Regions from separate parts of the Mus musculus genome. Here region 2 is linked to region 1. A link is a loop called in an ENCODE intact Hi-C map of the cell type or tissue named here. Cell type or tissue: left cerebral cortex. All regions are shown on one strand.

Region 1 (8,000 bases):
CACCACTTCTTGCGCGCACTCAACTAGTCAGGAAGAACGACGCTGCAACAGGATCCTTCTGCACACGTTTATTCAGTCCTGTTTCTTCTTTCTCTATATATCTCCCTTGTTTATATCTCCCTTGTTTATATCTCCCCTGTTTATATCTCCCCTGTTTTTATATCTCCTGTTTATATCTCCCTTGTTTATATCTCCCTTGTTTTTATATCTCCCTTGTTTATATCTCCCCCGAACCCTGGGCCTCTCACTCCTTTTATACTCTCATCCACGCACAGCAGGCCACGCCGCCTCACCAGGCACGCAGCCTCAGCTAATCAGGGCAGCAGGGGCATATCTCCACCAAATTGGATTCACCTGTATCCTGGTACACCTGCGCAGCACTCAAGATGTTTGTGTCTTATATGAGGAAGTCAGGTGCAAGTCATATGACTTAGCTGCAGTCCCTGGCGCCTTTGGGACTGCCGCCACACCCGCTCCCCACACTGACAGTGGTCACACATAGCTGCAAGGGAGGCTGAACACTAGAGTCTTGAACTGAGTTGATGATACTGAACTTTCTATTACTATGGGAAAAACGAAGGATATTGTGATAGATGATAACAATCCCTACCACCAAGTACACAGAAATCTCCTGAGAGCATAAGCTGGAAGTTTGGGGAATAACCAGGATAAGAAATCTCTTCCAGCATCACTCAGTGGCCTCTGTAGTAACTGTTGCTGCTTCAAGCCTGTAGCATTCCATCTATTCATTTTCCATATCTTCTTTATATGCCTCTTTCTATGTCAACAGTGTCACTTGGAGTTGTATCCTAAAATGTAAATCTAATGATGTCACTTCCCTATTTACATTTTCTTTGTTGGCCATCCATTGCCTATGGGGCCAAACCTACTCTGATTATCAAATCCTTAGAACCTTAACACATGTGTGATGACTCTCATGACTGTTGCATCATTACCCTAAAGACTGAGCTCCTCCAAATGCTACAACATCTCATTTCTCTGACTTTGTAAGCCCTGAGTTTATGATACAGGAATCCCTGCCTTTTGGGAGTAGATATAGCTCAGTCTTCAAACACTGAGGCTCAAGGCATGGCTAATATTTTTTTCTTCCTGATAAGCTCTTCTGTGCACCATTCTCTACAAAGACAGACAAAAATCAAAATTAGAGCTATGGTATGACCCATCTATAACACTCCTAGCTGTGTACCCAAAGGACTCCAAATTAGCATGCCACAGATACACCTGAACATTCATGTTTATTAGAACACCAGTCACTATAAAGAAGTTATGGAATCAGTCTAGACAGGCATTAACAGATGAAAAGTGTGGTGGTTTGAATATGCTTGGCTCATGGGACGTGACATTATTAGGAAGTGTGGTCTTATCAGAGGAAACATAGTCTTGTTAGAGGAAGCATGTCACTGTGGGGGTGGGCTTTGAGGTCTGCTAATGCTTAAGCTCTGCCCAGTGCAGAAGAAAGTGTCCTTCTGGCTGCCGTCAGATCAAGTATAGAACTCTTGGATCTTCTAGCACCATGTCTGCCTGCATATTGTTGTGCTTCCCTCTGACGGTAATGGACTGAACCTCTGAAGCGGTAAGCCAGACCCAATGAAATGTTTTGCCTTTATAAGAGTTGTCTTGGTCATGATGTCCCTTCACAGCAACGAAACCTAAACTAAGACAAATGGATAAAGGAATTATGATACCGTAGAGAGTAGAATTTTATTCAGCCATGAGAGATAAGAACAAAATAAAATTGCATATATGTATGAATATGTCATTATGAAACCCATGCCTTTGTATGCTAATTTAAAGATAAATAAGACAAAATTTTCACCTTCTCTGTGTGCCACACATCTTAGGTACAGATATAAAACAGTGCTTATGTAACAGCTACTCTATATAGCACTGACATTTCTGGGTATCTTTCTATTGCTATCATAACAATACACTGCCATCTTTTTTTTCATTTGAGTTTGTTATATATAAGTATGCTTTCTATATTCTAGGACACCTCCTCAGAGTGGGACTGCTGTATAGGAATTTACATCTTTAGCTCACATCTATAAAAGTAATTTTATTCACATGAGCTGTACTAAAAATGTTTGCCTCAGTTTTGAACCAAACCAAAAAAGAGAGAAAAAGACAGCCACCTAATGCCCAGTGTGTGCAGCTTTGAGACCCAGGGCCAGCATTGACTTAGCTTGGGTTAGAGTTGTGTAGTTGACACAGTGAGAACTCATGTGTGCTCAGGGCTGCCCTGTGTATGTCACTGCAGCAGTGAGGACTTGCAGGGGAATGGGGGTTGCGGTGGGGGGAATGGGTGGAGAAGGATTCAGGGGAGGAGCTAGGCTGGCTTACACCACTTCTTCTCTCAGAAGCTAATTCAATCCTACAATGCTTACACACTGCCATGGGACAGTATTCATGTTTTCATGAGGGTGGCAGTCCCTTGGCCTGATTCCCTTCCTCTACACCACTGTTCTTAAAGGTTCCACAGTGTCAGTGATGCTCATAACCAAACAATAGTCAATGTATATGTAACCAGGAAGATTCTGAGTTCAAGGCCAGCCTTGGGATACAATGTGAGACCCTGTTTCAAACAAACAAAAAAGTGTTTATCTCCTAGAACTATTCTTAAAGTTATTTCACTGTATACTACTTAGAGTGCAGCTAAGTTGCTATAGCATAAGTAGCCTAAGAGATCTTGAGAAATGGAGTAGTCTCAATCTGAACAGAGGTGTCTGCTACATGGGCACAATATTTCTCAAACTCAACAAACACACATCTAAGATTTGTGTATTACATTACATATAAATGTTTTATCCAATGAAAAAAATTTATTGAATCTATTTAATAGTATACAGGCTAAAATGTTCAGGATAAGATGTTTGCCATTCTCTTGGAATTCTCCCAAAAATGGAAGAAAAATTGATGGTGGATAGGCAGGTGCAAAGATGGCAGGATATGTGATATTGGAAAGTACCATGAATAGCTAACAGTGTAACTTGGCCTGTGCGTATATAGATATGCACTGTGTAATTCTTTTAGCTCTACTGTACTTCAAAATTTTCACAGTAAATATGAATAAAAAGATCTTATAAAATGGCTTTAAAATTATAGTTGGTTTTTTTTTGCATTTTTTTTAACCTCAGAAATAACAGCTCAAAGGAAGTGTGGCAGGTTTGTGGGCAGTTCTGTCCCATCTGTCCATTCAAAGGTGCCAGGCCTGTGGGCAAGGACTCTGTTGCTTCCAGATTGTCAGATCATTGCTCCATCATTCTCTAGGCTCAAAGGCCTTGTTCTTGTCTAGAACCAAAATTGGGCCATTGTCTTTTGATTGACAGATGGGCATCATGAAGACTGGGAAACTGTCCTTCCCAGTACCGGGGCTTTCTGGCTCACTGAATGTTCAACAGCTCTCCATTTGAAGTCTTGCAGGACAGAGTGAACTTCCTGTGTTGTGTAAGCTGGATGTCCCTGCATCTGTATATGAGAGCTTATTTTCAGTAGGCTGAAATGAACCAGAAATATGATACAGAAATATTAACCCAGAAGATGTGGTAAGTTTGTCAGGAGGCAGGAGAGATGTGTATCTCCCAATGTCCAGACTCAGCAAGGTTAGCCATAGCTTCTGTCTATATTTTATTGGAAGAGCTGAGTCACAGTGCCACGTGTGACCTTAAGGGAGGCTGAGGAATAAGGAGACCCATGCTCAGAAATAACAAGAGTGACCTCCACCAATGTCGCAAACATTCTGGAACACCATTTACCTTGTGAAATCTGGACACCTCCAGTGATCCCAAAGTTCTTTAGCCAGTGTGAGCCTGTTACACACCTTTGAAATTTTGAAGCAAAATATGGACTCTGAAATTAAATAATTCTTAAAGCAAAGTTTATTGAATGAATGAATGAATGAATGAGAGAACAAATCAATAGTAGAATCAATAGCACATTTTTAGACCATAAATTTCTCATGTGTCTACTTTTAGGCATGGTAAACAAGTCGCATTCTGAACATATAGATCTACAGCATATCCACTCATGCTATGGGGTCATTCAAACCATCTAATATTCAGATCTCTTTTCCATATTTATTCTTCCTATGAATTCTGAATTCATTAGCATCAAACTTCACTATTTCAAGATGTTTACTAAACAATCTTAGATATCTTGGTAGGAAAACACTTAACCTGGTTAATGGTGGAATTTACTTTGCTCTTTGTTCATGCAATGGAATAGCATAATTTGGATCAAAATAATATTTGCTTGCTTAGCACCGGTGGCCCATAGACTTGCATTTATCTCTCCTTTCCTTTTAAACCTGCATGACTATCTGGAAGACAGATAACTGTATTCCTCCCAGGATACTCTGACAGTGTGATTTTATTAACCCATGTTTAGCCTTTGATGAATCGATTCAGACTGCTGACTCTTCCTTTCCCTTCTCTAATCTTTAACTTGGGGTTTAAGGAAACATGATGTTGTTCTAAATATTCTTTAGTTCAAGCATTAACTCGATCATGACTGAACACTGTACCTAATTCTCCCTCTGGTGTTCCATAGTTTGTTCTCAGGAAGTCTGAAGAACTGTCCTTTCTGGTTCTTAGAAAATTCTTTCCTGAGCAATCTGAGGTCCTCTTGCTCTGCTTCATTTCTATCACGGCCTCCCCTGAAGTCCTCGATAAGCAGTGGATTTCTCTGGGCCCATTAAATGGAATCTTTGCTTTTTGTGCAAAAGCACTAGGAGGTGAACCATGGAAAAGAACCGTTTTAAGTCTAGGCAGTCAAGAAGGGACCCATCAATCGGACGGGAGCAAGAGCAAATGTCTGCGGACGTTGGGATGAGGTGCTCCTTTTGTTTCTCGGGGCGGTACTATTTTGCTTGGGAGGTTACAAAGTTCAATGTCCTCAGGGCCATCTTCATTTCTGATATTGAAAACAACTGGATGTCCCCAAGGCCACCCTCAGGTTCCATAGTTTGCCAGAAGGATTCATGGAGCTCAGAAAAGTCACTGTGGTCATAGGGTTTTTAACAGCAAGAAGTTACAGATCAACCAAGGGATGCAAGATCCTCAGGTGACACAGGAAAACACCTGTGTCTCTCCCCAGTGCATTGTGTGACCCCGGGTGTGATTAACCAGGAAACTCTCTTCCATCTAAATGCTTTGCAGTCATGTAGAGGTGTCCTACACACTCAATTGATCATTTGTGAAAGGGAAAGAATGCCCTGTCTCCACAAGTCAGGCTGATACTGAGCTATCTAGGGCTCGGTTGTGTGACAAGAGTTTTCCTAAGGAGATGGAACAGGCACACACACACACACACACACACACACACACACACACACACACATATGTGCTCACATGCTCACATACGCATGCATGTATACATACACATCTATTCACACCAGATAGGGAGCCCATGACAGTCAAAAGTACCGAGATCATGAAAGTCAATTTGATAAATCAATGAGTTTTATTGGGTGAGGGGTTACTTACAGGAGCAGAAATGATTCTAAGACAGTGGCATCATCAAATCCCACCACAGCATGGGTAACAGTTCACAGGAGCTGGGAATCTGGAGCACACTACACAACCTGAAGGCAGCTCAACAGTCCTTTCCAAGTGACTCAGTTGTTATAAATCTCTTCCAGGCAACTCAGCTGGTCCCTGCTTCTCCTGGGCCCCTGGTCTGGTTTCAGAGTCTTCTTGGTAGCTTGGAATGTCTGAGCGTGATTCTCGGCAGCTTTTATAGCTTACTCTCATGAGAGGAGGGACCTAGTCAATCTGTTCAGTTTCAGGGAGTTCCTGAAGCTATTTTGTTTACCCACTGGTTTAAGAAGCTTCCCTGGAGGGTGGAGTATTTCAGTCTCCAACATGCTCCCACCATAAATCACATCACTAGCATGGGCTCTTGGGTACAATCAAGGCCCCTATGGAATCAAGTACATTGTTATCTCATAAACCCTTCATGAACCTTAGGTATAACCTCTTATAAGCCAAGGGCAAAGGTCAAAACTCTTCCCTGAGATTGTCATTGCCTACATAGGAGTTCTTTTCTAACACAGTGTGATCTCTCTCTCTCTCTCTCTCTCTCTCTCTCTCTCTCTCTCTCTCTCGTAGATCAGAGGGTTGAATCTGTGGTCTCAAAACTGTGAAAGGAGACAAGGGTCCAAAATCTGGGCAGAAGTTGGGCTACAATGAAGAAGAATGTCACTCCCAGAAGACTCAACTCCAGGAGCTTGTTTTCATTGAGTTTCATTATTTAAAAAAAAAAATCTAGGACTTGAGTGGTCCAACTAAAACCACTTAACATTTTTTTCAGCCACATTGGTACTTGAGTCACATTGGTTATGATGAGTAGTCGGGACACCTGAAAGTTGCCTGGGTATATATAGCTTGGCCTAGTTGTAGAGAAGCCAATCATATCCAAAATAACTGATGCTCTGCATGTGATGATGGACAGGCACAGCAGCCAGGTGCTCAAGCAGATGACACCCAGATAACATCTGAGAGGACAAGCTGTCCTTCTCCTCGAGGAGGGAAATGGAGAAGCCAATGCTACTCATGAAGACCTCTCACATGTTAAACCACAAATAACAGGGTCTGTCCCCATCCTTGTCTTGCCTGGAGAAGAAGAGTTGCAGCCAAAGTCTTCCTCTTTCTCATTCCCATAGCTAAGTCATGTTAGTTTGGGATGGAGTTTCTGCATGTTGAGGATCTCTAAGGCGAAGATGGAAGATTCTTGCATATAGACTTTGAAAATATCTGTAGCTAATACTCTAATCAATCTCCATTGGGTGCTTTATTCTACTTAGGATAAAAACACACAATTCATAAGAGTGTTAGGATGCTCTCTCTAGAACTCATCCCAAGTAGAACATCCTCTCTCCATGAAGGTTGAAGTAACAGACACAGCTCTGGAGAATGGCAAGTCCAAGATCAAGATTCTAGCAAACTCAACATCTTATGGGAACCCACTTCCTTGCTGGCTATCTTTCACTCTAGCATCTCATAGCAGAATAAGTATTTCTAGGGAGGCTGCTTTTAATCCTGAAAAACCCACACCCCAATGCCTCACTTCTCATTGTCACCTACAATGCAGGATTTGATCCTATGAATTGGGGAGGGGGCAGTTCAGATCACACCGTCTTTAGTAAACCCCCACCACATGCAATGTGCATGTTCTCTTGTACATACAAATCTGTATGGATTGTGTGACAATAGCATCTAGTTGCACCATGAAAAGGAGGTGATGGGGATCCAGTGACCTCTTCATCTCCTCTTCTTGGACACCAAGAGCTTCAGAACATTTGAGAACCTGGAGAAGTCTGGGTGACCAGGAAAAGTGATTGGGGACAGAGCTGAGAATCAGAAGCACAGGGGACAGTAAGGCAATAATTGACATCAATTTTGTTTGTTCCAGACCATCCATTCAGATTGTACAAACAAACAAACAAAATAAACAAATAAGACTATGACCCCTGGAAAGTTTCTTTTCTTCCCCACTAGGGGTTTTTCCTTTCAAAAGGAAACCTTTGGTTGACCTGGTGGAGAAAGCTCATTTCAGCAGATCCTTGACAGAACCTTTCATGCTTCTCCTCTGGTGACGAGTCTCATTCCTCAGTCTCCCAGGGCTCAAAAAGCTCCAAGGAACCCACTCAAGACAGTAAGTAAGTCTCCAGAACAGGACTCTAAGTTTTGTGGACCTCACTCACAACCCCATGTTGTGTTTGTTCCTGAAAGGGTTCCTTCCAGTGTGAGAGCCATTCTGAAACCAATCAGAAACACAGCTGTATTATACAATATTGTATGGGAAATCCACACCACTCCTTCCCTGGTTAGGGAGGCAATCACTGCCAATTCAGGGCGCTATTGTGTAAATGAGTCATTTGGGAGGGTGCCAACACAGGCAAACAAAGGAGGAAATGAGACAGGCTGATGGATTTGGTAGCATCAAATAACAGGTTTAAATATGATGCACTTCCTAATGCCACA
Region 2 (8,000 bases), 98 kb before region 1:
GGGTCTCGTGACGCAATCAGATTGATAGGCAAAGCAAGCCATCGCAGGCGCTCGCCTGGCTACCCGGCTGTAGCCTATAAAAGACGCTGGAGGAGCATGGGGTTGGAGATGGGGGGAGATTGTTAGAGAGAACCCAAACACCAATTATTCCACTCACAACATCTCTCAACAAGCCTGGGGAGTTAGGCTTTCATGGGTGCCACCTGATAGAAGTTTGAAGGGCCTAAGTGACAGTGACAGAATCACTCTTAAAGAATTCGAAAGCTTGGGGCTGGAGAGATGGCTCAGTGGTTAAGAGCACTGACTGCTCTTCCAGAGGTCCTGAGTTCAAATCCCAGCAACCACATGGTGGCTCACAACCATCCGTAATGAGATCTGAAGCCCTCTTCTGGAGTGTCTGAAGACAGACACAGTGTACTTATAATAATAAATAAATAATAAAATAAAAATTGAAAACTCTGAAGGTGAGGGTCCGAGTCTTGTGGGCAGCGTAGGGTGAGAGTATCTTAGTTCTCAGGACAGGGACAGGTTACTGCCCAGGAGCTCAAAGAGGAGTAGTCTGGGGTAAATCACCATTGAATATTTACCCAGATGAAGAGAATCACAGTGAGACCCCCAAGAACTGCCTGAGAACAGCCTCACTTCATGAAAGTCCTCACCATGGGTCTCTTGTCACTCCACACTCTCATTTCTGACCTCTTCTTCCACCTCCAGGGACCAGAGAACCCTTGTTCAACACTCTGAGGGCAACTCTGAGGGTTCAACACTCCAAGGGCAGCGGCTGGTTTAATGCCCCAGAGGCAGCCTGCTTGCTTCTGTAGTATTCTTCAAACTGAAGTAAAATTTAGGCTAGCAGGCAGGTCTGGAGATTTTAGTTGCCAGAATGAGACATTTTCTGATTTTTGATGACAAGAGAATATCTCATTTTCATAAGACAGACCCCTTCCCCAACACGCACGAGTGCATTCTGGAATTTTCTCAGAACTGCATTCAAATGGGGCTCCGCAAGTTAGAGGCAGAGGAGATTCAAAATGAGTTTGGTTTTAGTGCAGGAAGTTTATTTGTGATGTGAGCCAGAACAACGAGACGAAGAAGGAGAACCTCTTGTGAGGGTGTGTTAGTGAAGCTGCCGAGGGAGTCAGAGATCTACTGGAGTTGGAAAGATGTGCAGTGATCCCCATTGTTGCCTAAGTGTGAGAAATTGTGTCATTAATTTTCCGACAACACTTCTAAAGTTGTTTTTTAATTACACATGCATTGTGAGTTTAATATACAAAGAACACCCACCTGTTTCCTTCCCCATGAAACCTTTACTTCTGCCCCAGAGTGAGCTGGTGCTTCTCTTTCTCTTTCCCGTCTTCCCTTTCTTCCTTCTTTCCTCCCTTTCTTTTTGGTTTTTCCAGACAGTGTTTCTCTGTGTAGCCCTGGCTGTCCTGGAACTCACTCTGTAGACCAGGCTGGCCTTGAACTCAGACATCTGCCTGCCTCTGCCTTCCGAGTGCTGGGATTAAAAGCGTGTGCCACCACACCTGGCTCATTTCATCTCTTTCATCACTTCAATAGAGTCTTCTAATTATCCATCTTTCTACTTGCCACTTTACAATGTTGCAAACATGTCCTGTAGTTGATTCTTTTCCTTCCTGCTCACTCTCAGCGGGACAGAAAACTCATGCTCCAACTACTGCTCCCATGATGCTTCTCTTCTGCCTGTTACTTCTTTCTTGAGTTTCTCTTCTGCAGGAACGAACCCATCTATCCCACAGAGCAGGCCCTTGTCTTCCTAGTTCTCCACTCATCTTTCCTTTGGGAGGCAGAGGCAGGCAGATTTCTGAGTTCGAGGCCAGACTGGTCTACAGAGTGAGTTCCAGGACAGCCAGGGCTATACAGAGAAACCCCTGGAGGGTAGGTTTTCTGGGTATGGCTTTTCCCGGAGCTAGCAGGATGGCTCAGTGGGGTAAGTGTTTACCCACAGCCTGGGTGCTTGAGTTCACCTCTGGAATCTGCGTAAAGGTGGACGAAGGGAACCAACTCCATAAGGTTGACCTCTGACCTCCATATGGGTGACTGTGGCATGTGCCCCTACCCCACTTGCACATGCACATGCTCACAAGCACATGCACACACACAGAAAAAGAAAATTTCTTTATCCCATCTTTATATGAGACTAGCAACCTAGTTGAGTGTGTATCTTAGGTTCAATATGTTCTTAAGCAGGATTTTAACCCTGAAATTGTTTGTTTGTTAAAAGATTTATCTAATACACACACACACACACACACTGTAGCTATCTTTAGACACCCCAGAAGAGGGCTTCAGATCCATTACAGATGGTTGTGAGCCACCATGTGGTTGCTGGGAATTGAACTCAGGACCTCTGGAAGAGCAGACAATTCTTAACTGCTGAGCCATCTCTCCAGCCCTGTTTTTGTTTTGTTTTTGTTTTTAAACCTTCTTAGGATAGTTTCAAGAGTCAGGGGTCATTCATTCTAAATAATGTGAACTGATTTTTTCTCACCCCCTTACAGATGTCCATATTTTAATCTCCGGAGTCCTGAAATTTCACTATCGGAAGGTGTCACTCACTTTAGAATCCGGGAGGGGATGTCTGGTTCCTTCACCTGAGGATCTCAAAACCTCAAACCGTTGGATGTATTTTCTCTTCAGAATCTTGAGGTTCTGGGAACAGGAAAGGAAGAATGCAGTCCCACTATTTACACAGAGATGTCACTTGTCGCTCGGTACCTTCAGCCTGGTCCCCAATCTACCCTGAGCTTATTGAGTTTTCTGAGAAGAACATCTTTGTTTCAGTACCCTGGAGAACAAGACTCCCTGCCTCAGGTCCAGGAAGCAGTCGGGCACAGACACTTTCCACGCCCTCTCAGCTGAAGCCTGCTCCCACTTGCTGTGTTTCCTCTGCCTCCTCTCTTCAGACATCTTCGTGGTTCTGTGGGAACTGAGTTAGGTCTCTGTGTCTACCCTGCAGCCTATCCTAATTTTTTCCTTGTCTTAGTCAGGGTTTCTATTCCTGCACAAACATCATGACCAAGAAGCACTTGGGGAGGAAAGGGTTTATCTGGCTTACACTTCCATACTGCTGTTCATCACCAAAGGAAGTCAGGACTGGAACTCAAGCAGGTCAGAAAGCAGGAGCTGATGCAGAGGTCATGGAGGGATGTTCTTTACTGGCTTGCTTTCCCCGGCTTGCTCAGCCTGCTCTCTTATAGAACCCAAGACTACCAGCCCAGAGATGGTCCCACCCACAAGGGGCCCTTCCCCCTTGATCCCCTTGATCACTAATTGAGAAAATGCCCCACAGCTGGATCTCATGGAGGCACTTCCCCAACTGAAGCTCCTTTCTCTGTGATAACTGCAGCTTGAGTCAGGTTGACACACAAAACCAGCCAGTACACTCCTCATTAATTATGTTGTTTTTTTAGGCTTTCAAGTTTCCCTCACTGTCGTTTCCATAGAGTCTTTGGGAAAGTGGGAAATTTGTGATTGATGCATTTCACTAGTGTGGTGGTTTGTATATGCTCTGCCCGGGGAATGGCACTATTAGAAGGTGTGGCCCTGTTGGAGTAGGTGTGTCACTGTGGGTGTGGGCTATAAGACCCTCATCCTAGCTGCCTAGAAGTCAGTCTTCTCCCAGCAGCCTTCAGATGAAGATGTAGCTCTTCCTGCACCATGCCTGCCTGGATGCTGCCATGTTCCCACCTTGATAATGGACTGAGCCTCTGAACCTGTAAGCCAGCCCCAATTAAATGTTGTTCTTTATAAGACTTGCTTTGGTCATGGTGTCTGTTCACAGCAGTAAAACCCTAACTAAGACAACTATTAACTAAAAACCAAGAGACTTTATTAGAGAAGCGTTATTCTTGTTTATGATACATACACAGGGAATCAATAAATCTCATTCCATTTATGCTGCTCATTCCTATTCTACCTCCAAATTTTCAAGGGGAAAAGGGCTCAGAGGATGGTTTAACCATTAAGAGCACTTGTTGCTCTTCTAAAGGACCAGGGTTCAATTGCCAGCACCCACATGGAGGCTCACATCTGTTTGTAACTTCATTTCCGGGTATGTGATGCCCTCTTCTGGCCTCTGTGGGTACTAGGCACACACACAGATGTACATGTGCAGGCAAAATACCCATAACCACAAAAATAAAGAAAAAGAAAAATAATTATGAAAAAGGTCATTTAGTCAACCAGCAAATGCTAACATGTACAGCACCCTAGCATGAGTTAGCTGTAGGGAGCCTCTGTCTTGCTCAGATTAGATGTCTCCCCTTTATCCTTAGCGCAAACCTTATGTAGCTTTCAAGGGTTTCCTAAGCTATGCGCTTTGCTTAAGTAACTTGTGTGTCAGTGTCACAGTGTGTGCGTGTGGGAAATGTCACGTGGCAAAGATGGTTGAGCTCCTACCCAGCATCTGCCCTTGATTTCTTCTTTACCAAATTTTGTTCAGGGCAGCAATGTGTCCAGATTTAAAATTAAACCTCTGTTTTCTAGTCTCCTTATAGACAAGCTCCACGTTTGGATAAAGATGTGGAAGCTGGAGTTCTGGGGAAGGACTTATGGAAGGCTATCATAGAGTACGCCAGCAGGAGTCATTTGCCCTTTGCCCTCCTCCTCCTCCTCCTCCCCTAAGAGTGGATGGTGCTACGTGCTGGAGTGACCACCCTACCAGTGGGCCAGCATGAGGCTGGATGACTAACTGGAAGACGGAAGGCGAGCCTCTCTTCTGAAGCTGCAGAATCTCCCAGTCAGACCCTGTATTCTTGTTTCCTGGTTTTTGGCTCCATGAGAAAACAAAGCCTCTAAATATATTTAAAGTGCTATTTAGTCACATTTTCAATTCCTTGCAACTGAGTGCAACCCACGCCGACACAGATTCCCTGGGTCTGTTGTGAGTCTACTCAGTTCTGTGTTCAGAGAGGGTGAGGAGAAAGGGCAGGGGACCCCTCCATGGGCACCATTTTTCTGTCACCAAGTCGATTTCCCATCTTCTGGCTTCTACAGTGTTACCAGAGGCCATTCTCCAGTCTCAGGGCTCTGCTGCATGTTACACATGAGACAGGTTAGAAAAGAAACCCCAAGACATCATCTCCCTTCTTCTTTCCACCGGTGGGAGCGAGCATCCACCCTTTGCTCCCTGATCGATGGGGCTGGCATGTAAACTCCCAGCTTCTGCCTTCTCCAGCAAGGTAATTCTAAGATAAGTTCCCCACTAGCTTCCAGGATACCACAGTGGCTCTCATTGCCTGTGGCCCTGCTACAGGATGGTCTTTGCTGGCTTGCTTTCTTGCTTTGCATCAGGTCCCCATAACCTCACCAGCGGCTGACAGAGTTACTTCTGCACTAAAATCTCAGGATCTGCTCCTGGAGATCCACCCTAAGGCAAGAGAATGTACTGTGCTTTGCTTTACAGCACAAACTTGAAATGTGATCTTTGGACTTCGACTTCTGGCAATGAATGCCTCTTGCAGAAGTAGTGTTGCAGGACCCCTTGCCTGTTAGTCTTTTTATTGAGTCTTTTGCTCTTCCACAATTCCAGATCCCCACATATCAGACTGGCAGGGAGATGTGTTGGTGCAAGTCCCAAGATGGTGGACAGATAGATGGGGTTGCTATGGCGATACAGACAAAAAGCAAGGAGAGAAGCCACCAACACTAGATCTGCCATTTACAGTCTTTGCTGAGCTGTATGTCTTACCAGTTGAGGGCTGGTGCTATCCTCTGGTTCTCAGAAGATAACTGAGAGTACCTCAAGTCACACTTCCTGATTAAGAATGCTTCAAGTAGACAAAGAGATGAATTTGTTACAATTTCGAGACTAAAGAATGCATATGAGAAACGCAGCTAGATCACATGCCACTGAAGAACAAGACGAATTCAGTCTAGTTGACAGATCTAGTGACTTCAAGTCTTGGGATGAAGTGGAGTCAAACCCATAGGCTGTCTAGATTGTTCTATGCTGCACAAAGACACACTTGTGTTCTCAAAACAGAGGCCAGGGATGCTACTACTTATGAGCCAAGGCAACCTTATGTCTGCTTTTGGACATAAAGTTTTACTGGATCACAGCTCTGCTCATTTGTTTGCATAATGCCCGTGGCTGCCTTTGTGCTGTAGTGGGAGAGCTGACTGCTTAAACAGAGGCCTCAAGGCCTGCAGGGCACAAATAGTTGCCATGAGAACTTTATAAGGAAAATGTACTGACTCTGCTGTAGGCAAGTATCGAACCCCCACCCAAAACCTGCCCTTTCTTTCAGTCTCAGTCCACTCCTACCATCCCAGTTCAATCCGTTCTCCTCCAGTCCCTGGAATGCTGCTCTAAGACTTCAGTGTGTCTAGAAGTCATGTAGAAGCCCATTGTTAGACATATAGGCTCTAATACAGCACCTCCAGGGTGGGGCCCAAGATGTCAGTCATCTCTGACAAGCTACCTGGGCACGTGCAGGCTGCAGGGCTGAGGTCCACACTTTGAGGAACAAGACTGTGGATGACTAGAATCTTCTTATTAATGTTATCATTGTTTGGCATTGCCAGACAAAACCAATCCCTTCCTGGACTCTCTACTTTCCCCTACACACCCACCCACCCACCCACCCACCCACACAAGCACAGAGGCATTCGTGCACATACACTTGCATGCACACACCCGAATGTGAAACCACAGACTCCCCTTCCAGTGAATTCTGTCCATTTCTAGGAGAGGCATCTCAAGGGTTAAAGAGCTAGGAAGCCAGCAGCCGGAGGCATGCCAGGACGCTAATTAGACTCCTTTTATATATATATATATATATATATATATATATATATATATATATATATTTAGTTTGCTATTAGATAATGCGCAGCACCTGTTCACTAGACAGAACTGCTTTTAATCTCTTCTCGTTCTCTTTCTTGGCTAGGCAGCAGCAGACATGTTGTGCCGCATGAGCAATAGACTTAAAGCCAAATAAAATAGCCATTTCTCTGGAACTGGAAGCACAACGGGCTGAAAACAAGTGTAGCTCAAGCCATGCAGGAAGCACTGGTGGAGAACACAGCGCTGGTGTCCAGCGTTCACCTCCCGGAGAGCAGTGCAAGTCTGGGCTGTTTTCCATCTTCTTGCCTTGAAGCTCCAATACATCTCTGAAATCTACTTCCCACCCCCAGGATGAGGAGGGCCAAGTTACAAGAAAGGTTCCCTTTGCTGTGCTCTCATCAGAGAGCAGGCAGACAGCCTCACAGACGTGATCTAAATAGCTCTAATTTTGATGTGATTATTTCATCAGCTTGAAGTTGCTCCAAACATTCATTCACTTTCAGCCTTAGGGGTCCGCAGACCTTTTCCCCAGATGTTTCAGGTGAACCAGAAACAATCAGACCCATTCCCAAACCTTTCTTCTGGTCCTCGGGCTTATTCTCTGCCTGAAAGTGGCTGGAGCTCATGGACGGATGTGGACATTCAAACTCGAGAATCGCACAAGACCTGTAGATGGACAGCACATGTCAAAATGGTATCCACCTGGGGGGCTAGCCGGCAGAATCTCAGGGCTTTGTCATGGGGTTAATTTCACTGTAACAAGGAAGTGCTTCCCTGTGAGGTCTTTTTTGAACTAGCAAGGACAGACACTGTGAAGAGAACACTCAGCTTTGAAGATTTTGTCCTTCCAAACGCTGGTCCAGTGATAGCTCGGTGCAAGAGCCATTCGGTGGCTTTTGAGGTATTTAGCACAACTCAACGGTTTGCAACAGCAGTGCTTTTAGCAATTACACCTGTTCCTTAACAGTTTTGTTTATGTATATAATGCACTGCTCTTCGGCTTCTCTCTCTCTCCTTCTCCAGTCCCTGCTTCCTCCCTTCCACCTGTTCTCAAAGACACAATGTTCTTAATACCTTTAGCTCTTTGCTGTTCCCCCTGCCCCTTCCAGAACCTCAGGCTAGCCTGACTCAAAACAGAGAGGTCCGGAGGAGACAGGGGAGCCTCAATACCCCAACTCTGTTT

The links. A loop is a pair of places that touch in the nucleus more often than their neighbours do. Peaks named below come from ENCODE experiments on the same cell type or tissue, not always from the same donor. Only the 100,000 strongest peaks of a DNase experiment are listed, where the experiment ranks them.
Region 2: it touches region 1 in a loop (6-fold over the local background); 2 of 42 quality-filtered maps call a loop at or near these places.

The regions. Positions count from the first base shown.
Region 1 is chr16:90,565,277-90,573,276 of GRCm38, reverse strand. No RefSeq gene overlaps it. Among named protein-coding and RNA genes, the nearest start is that of Gm36001, 19 kb to the right of the region's middle. In left cerebral cortex, no CTCF peak of the experiment used is centred here; DNase peaks (open chromatin) are centred at 2,099, 3,246, 6,444, 7,871 and 1 more place; H3K27ac peaks cover 1,652 bases.
Region 2 is chr16:90,663,218-90,671,217 of GRCm38, reverse strand. No RefSeq gene overlaps it. Among named protein-coding and RNA genes, the nearest start is that of Gm36169, 10 kb to the left of the region's middle. In left cerebral cortex, a CTCF peak has its summit at 4,102 (motif pointing left); DNase peaks (open chromatin) are centred at 4,701 and 7,089; H3K27ac peaks cover 3,320 bases.